2 separate regions of the Mus musculus genome follow, and region 1 is linked to region 2. Evidence: chromatin loops called from intact Hi-C (ENCODE). Cell type or tissue: heart. All regions are shown on one strand. Each heading gives the region's core, and the rest is flanking DNA. Links, peaks and the distances in the headings are about the cores only. Region 1 holds the start of Vhl (von Hippel-Lindau tumor suppressor). Region 2 holds the start of Creld1 (cysteine-rich with EGF-like domains 1).

The links. A loop is a pair of places that touch in the nucleus more often than their neighbours do. Peaks named below come from ENCODE experiments on the same cell type or tissue, not always from the same donor. Only the 100,000 strongest peaks of a DNase experiment are listed, where the experiment ranks them.
Region 1: a loop joins it to region 2, with 2.4 times the contacts of the local background. A loop is called at or near these places in 1 of 42 quality-filtered maps.

What each region holds. Positions count from the first base shown.
Region 1 is chr6:113,622,528-113,625,411 of GRCm38, forward strand. Vhl (von Hippel-Lindau tumor suppressor) reads left to right here and starts at 1,467. Exons shown (of 3, transcript NM_009507.4): 1 at 1,467-1,851. The coding sequence starts at 1,614. In heart, for the core only: a CTCF peak has its summit at 1,748; DNase peaks (open chromatin) are centred at 1,584 and 2,684; H3K4me3 peaks cover 1,855 bases; H3K27ac peaks cover 1,362 bases.
Region 2 is chr6:113,481,986-113,484,878 of GRCm38, forward strand. It overlaps Il17rc (interleukin 17 receptor C), which reads left to right. Exons shown (of 18, transcript NM_178942.1): 17 at 298-393; 18 at 512-1,178. The coding sequence ends at 1,134. It overlaps Creld1 (cysteine-rich with EGF-like domains 1), which reads left to right and starts at 1,371. Exons shown (of 10, transcript NM_133930.2): 1 at 1,371-2,091; 2 at 2,510-2,592. The coding sequence starts at 1,918. In heart, for the core only: no CTCF peak of the experiment used is centred there; DNase peaks (open chromatin) are centred at 1,306 and 1,976; H3K4me3 peaks cover 2,500 bases; H3K27ac peaks cover 2,135 bases.

The DNA.
Region 1 (2,884 bases), core at 385-2,884, 140 kb after region 2:
CACACATGCACACCCGTACATTTTTAATTTTTTGTTTATTTATTTACTTTGGTTTTTTGGGTTTTTGAGACAAGGTTTCTCTGTCTGTCCTGGAACTCACTTTGTAGACCAGGCTGGCCTCGAACTCAGAAATCCTCCTGCCTCTGCCTCCCAAGTGCTGGGATTAAAGGCGTGCGCCACCACTGCCCGGCCCGTACATTTAAAAAAAGCTCATCTGATGAAACTTCTGCCAGAAATGTCTATGGAAAAATGGCACTGAATGTTATCTGATAGTAGTTGTATGCTAATTCTTTGAACCAGTCATGGTAGCACATATCTAGAATGCCAGTACTTGGGAGGCAGACACAGGAGTGCCACTAATTTGAGGCCAGCCTGGGCTATATATATTCAGCTGCAAGGCAATGGGAACTATGCAATAAGTCTGCGTCTAAAAAGAAAAAGACAAAATATTTTAAAATTCTATTCACAAACATAAAAAAGTTTGAAAGGAAACAAAAACTGGTAATACTGTTTTCTGGGAATGCAGATGGAAAAGGAGGGAAAGTTTTACTTTTGTACTCTGGAAGACATTTTGAAATGTGTAGTTAAAAATAGAGACAGACTCAAACTCATCAATGAGAAAAACTTTAAATAATAGCATAGGTGGGCCCGGCAGCGGTGGTACTCAGCTTTTATATCAACACTTGGGAGGCAGAGGCAGGAGATTGGAGGTCAGACTGGTCTACAGAGTGAGTTCCAAGAGAGCTGGAGCTACCCAGAGAAACCCTGTCTTGAAAAACCAAAAAGCAAAGGCAGAAGGGGAAATATGGCAAGCCCGTGGAGATCTTAAGAGAAGAAATTAAATTTAAGTACACTCAAAAAAAAAAAAATATATATATATATATGAGGCTCATGCCTGTAATTCCAGCACTCTGGAGTCAGAGGCAGGAGATCACTCTTAAGTTTGAAGCTGGTTTGGTCTGTACACGGAATTCCAGACCAGCCAGGGGGAAACAATGCTACCCAAAAAAAAAAAAAAAAAAAAATCCAACTGCCCTTGGTCCCTGTTCTCTGGAGTCTGAGGCAGGGAGATCTTTGAGTTCAGGACAAGCCGGATATACATAATGAGTTCTAGGCCTACATAGTGAGACCCTACCTCAAAGCAAGTCTTTCTGGCATGGAGATAACGGCTTTAATCCCAGTACTCTGGAAGCAGAGGCAGGCAGATCTCCGAGAGTTCGAGGCCAGACTGATCTAGGGTGTGAGTTCCAGGACAGCCAGGATTACACGAAGAAACTCTATCTTGGGGGAAAAAAAAAAAAGAAGGAAAAAGAAAAGGAAAGGAAACAAACAGAAACCCAACTGTAGGAGGTGGAATTTATAACCCGGGGCTCCGCCGCGGCCCCGCCCCGCCGCCCCGCCGCCCCGCCCACTGCTGCGGCCCCGCCCACCGCCGCGGCCCCTGGCTCCGTGCCGCCCCGCCCCCCAGTTTGAGGGCTCCCGGCGGCCATTTCCGCCTTCAAGTTGCCCGGAGCGCGTCTGGGACCGGCAGACCTGTCCCGGAGCGCGTAGATCCGCACGCACGCACGCGCCGCCCACGTCCAGCTTGCGAATCCGAGGGACCCGTTCCAATAATGCCCCGGAAGGCAGCCAGTCCAGAGGAGGCGGCGGGGGAGCCCGGTCCTGAGGAGATGGAGGCTGGGCGGCCGCGGCCGGTGCTGCGCTCGGTGAACTCGCGCGAGCCCTCTCAGGTCATCTTCTGCAACCGCAGCCCGCGCGTCGTGCTGCCTTTGTGGCTCAACTTCGACGGCGAGCCTCAGCCCTACCCGATCTTACCACCGGGCACCGGCCGCCGCATCCACAGCTACCGAGGTACGAGCCGCGCGCTAGGCCGCTGCTGCTGTAACAGGCGGGGCGCTTTCTCTCCGACCCCGAGCATCTTGTCCCTACCCACTGCATCTACCCCGAGAAAATGCCCGGCCCCTACCAGTGATTTCGGATGCAGTGTTAACCCAGTTCCCGGTCAGGTTCGGCATGCGAACCTGCCTTGGTGATGACAACTTGGAGGGTTACAGACAAAAAAAATGTATGAACAGACAAGAACCAGCCTGTGTCATAATTGCTGCGCTAGGCACCGAGCTTAGAGGTTTGCGAAAGCATGGGCAGAGTGTGGGTGCGTCCAGGTGAAGAAAGAGCACGCAGCTTAGGAGAACCGGAGTAGGATAAGTCAGCTGAGGGAGTTAACAGTTGTAGTTGGGGGATCACCTTTACCGATTGGCGTCTTGGCCGAAAACAAGTGAGTATGGGATAACGGGTTGAACTCTCGATCTTTCTGCCTTCGCCACTGATTTCAGGTTTGTACCAAGCCTGACCACGTAAGCTTATTAACTGTGACAAGCATCAGTGGAAGTCAGTCAGTTCTATCAGTGTCATGACTGGATGGCTATGAAAAACAAGTGAAGCCGCTCTCAGGTGTACAATCCCCAGGACTCAGAAAACCGAGGCAAGATGACTGCACCAGGCTTTTTTGGTTTGCCGCCAAACAGTGAGAGAAAAAGTTCAAAAGTTGATTTTAGCCGTAGTGAATTGGGGCTGTTTGACATTGCCTTATTTATGTATTGAAAAAAAATGTACCCAGATCTGTGTGTGGTAGCCCAGGACTCAGGAGGCCAAGACAGAAGGATTTCACTGAGTGCAAGTCCAGCCTTGGCTAAGCCCCAAGATTGTGTCTGAAGCAACCAGCCAGACAGCTGAGTGATGTGGGAATTTTGTAGATCAGGCTGGCCTCTCACTGAAATCCAACTTCCTTCTGCCCCCTGAGTACTGGGATTAAAGCAAAGGCCTTTGTCACCAAGGCCGGTTTATACTGCTCTTTCAGGGTTAGCTTCTCAGTACCCAGGTCAGG
Region 2 (2,893 bases), core at 1-2,500:
GATAGGGGCTATTGCAATCATGCAAGACAGCAAAATTAAGGGCCTGTAACCCTAGGCTTCAGGGGCAATATCAGCTGCAATCTGAATGCACTTGATGCTGTTGTCCATATTTACAGGCATGGAAACGGAGGCAGGTCACAGAGACACATGGAGCTTTTTCAGTGCGTGGGCTCTGACAAATGCGACTTTGGGGCAGATCACTTCATGTATATAGACTCATTTTTTTTCTCCTCCGATAAGGTGGAGTAAAAGATAAAGGTTTCTTACTAGCCCATTATTTTCCCCTGTCTATTCCAGACATCCACAGGCGCTGGGTCCTAGTATGGCTGGCCTGCCTACTCTTGGCTGCGGCGCTTTTCTTCTTCCTCCTTCTAAAAAAGGACCGCAGGAAAGGTGAGTGCTTTCCTGTCCTGGTTTCCCAAGGACAGTCTCAAACAGTGGCGCTGGGGCTCAATTGGGTGGAGGGAAGGCAGGTCCGGGCTCACCCTCACAGGCTCCACTATCCCTGTAGCGGCCCGTGGCTCCCGCACGGCCTTGCTCCTCCACTCCGCCGACGGAGCGGGCTACGAGCGTCTGGTGGGAGCACTGGCGTCCGCGTTGAGCCAGATGCCACTGCGCGTGGCCGTGGACCTGTGGAGCCGCCGCGAGCTGAGCGCGCACGGAGCCCTAGCCTGGTTCCACCACCAGCGACGCCGTATCCTGCAGGAGGGTGGCGTGGTAATCCTTCTCTTCTCGCCCGCGGCCGTGGCGCAGTGTCAGCAGTGGCTGCAGCTCCAGACAGTGGAGCCCGGGCCGCATGACGCCCTCGCCGCCTGGCTCAGCTGCGTGCTACCCGATTTCCTGCAAGGCCGGGCGACCGGCCGCTACGTCGGGGTCTACTTCGACGGGCTGCTGCACCCAGACTCTGTGCCCTCCCCGTTCCGCGTCGCCCCGCTCTTCTCCCTGCCCTCGCAGCTGCCGGCTTTCCTGGATGCACTGCAGGGAGGCTGCTCCACTTCCGCGGGGCGACCCGCGGACCGGGTGGAACGAGTGACCCAGGCGCTGCGGTCCGCCCTGGACAGCTGTACTTCTAGCTCGGAAGCCCCAGGCTGCTGCGAGGAATGGGACCTGGGACCCTGCACTACACTAGAATAAAAGCCGATACAGTATTCCTAACCAAGTAGCACTCGTGTATCTGTTCCGAGGACCCGCTAACAGAGCCTTTAACCCCGCTGCCCTTTAAAGCCCGGACAGGTGCAGCCCGGAGCCGCTTCTGGTTGGCTAGTGTAGGGTGACGCCATGGCACATGGCTTTCCATAATTGGCTGGGAGAAGGCCCCGCCCTCCGGACTGCGGCGTTGAAGAAGGGTGTACTTTTTACGGAGGCGGTGGCTTTGAGGCGACTCGGCCCACAGCGCCCGGGGCGGAGGCGGGGACTTTTTTTTTTTTTTTTTCCCTCCTCCTCTAAGGTCTAGCAGGGTTTGGATCCTCCCAGTCCTGTTTCAGGCTGTGCCTCCATCTCCCAAAGAGGCTCTGAACTTGACCCCTTCTCTTCATATCCGGATCCGGGCTCCTCCTCCAGGACCGCCCATCCGCCTTTCTCTCGGAATATTTTGGGATCCAACCCTCTCTCTAATTTTGGCCCCTAATAACTCACTGAGACCCTAAAACAATGGGCTGACGCTTATTCTTTTGCCCGCGATCCCGGCCACCTCCCCCTACGGTAACGGAGAAATAATTTCTCTGCTGGAATCGTAGATTAGGCTCTTTCACCCCTTCCAGCGCCTCTGCTTCCACTACCCCAGTTTATCCTCGTTTTGTAATTACGTAGGTCTGGGGCTCTGAGCCCCAAGGCGCCTCGCTTTCCTCCCTTACAGCCTGGCTTCTCCAGTGAACCCTCCCCCTGCCCTCTATCTGCACGTCCCCAGCCTGGGAAAAGATGGCTCCACTGCCCCCAAGGGGCCTGGTCCCATCTCTGCTCTGGTGCTTGAGCCTGTTTCTGAGCCTCCCAGGACCTGTCTGGCTCCAACCCTCTCCTCCTCCCCATCCTTCTCCCCGAGCTGAGCCCCATCCGTGTCATACCTGCCGGGCACTGGTGGACAACTTCAACAAGGTGGGTGCACTAATAGCCACGAGGGAGGGGCCCATTATTGGAGAGCAGGGAGCTCTCTCTGCAAATCTGCATGGTGTCTAGTCCCAGTGTGGGTTGCTGGCTTTAACTGTATGGCATTTGGGTAAGGTGTGTCACAGTGCCTCAGTTTTCTGGTCAATAACATAAAATAATGAAATGTTAGAATGTTAGGCCGGGAGTGCCGGCACATTCCTTTAGTCCCAGCACTGGGGAGGCAGAGGCAGGTGGATCTCTGAGTTCCAGGGCATCCTGGTCTACAGACCAAGTTCCAGGACAGCCAGGACTATGCAGAGAAACCTTGTTTCAGAAACAACAACAAAACAAAAAACAAACTAATAAAAAATCCAAATGAATGTGTCTAGCTCTGTACTTAGATATTCCTAATTTCTTCCATATGCAGGGCCTGGAGAGAACCATCCGGGACAACTTCGGGGGTGGAAACACGGCCTGGGAGGAAGAGAAGTTGTCCAAATACAAAGACAGGTAAGAAGGTGGGGGCAGGGTATCTACCCCAACTCTGGGTTTCTGTTGATGATGTTGGATAGATTCTCTGCGGAAGCATTTCGCTCCCCAGATCCTGAACATTTACAGTACAGCAGATAAGGAAACCAAGCCCCATCTTCGAGAAACTTGCTTTTTTAGTAGAGTAGACACAAACAGTACACACAACCTGTCAGGTGAAGAACAAGAATGTGGGTAGACCACAGGTGGGTGGGATGTGTTCAGGATGGTCCGTTTGAACAGTAGGGGGGCCGACCTTCTGTTTCTCCCAAAGGTGGCTGGA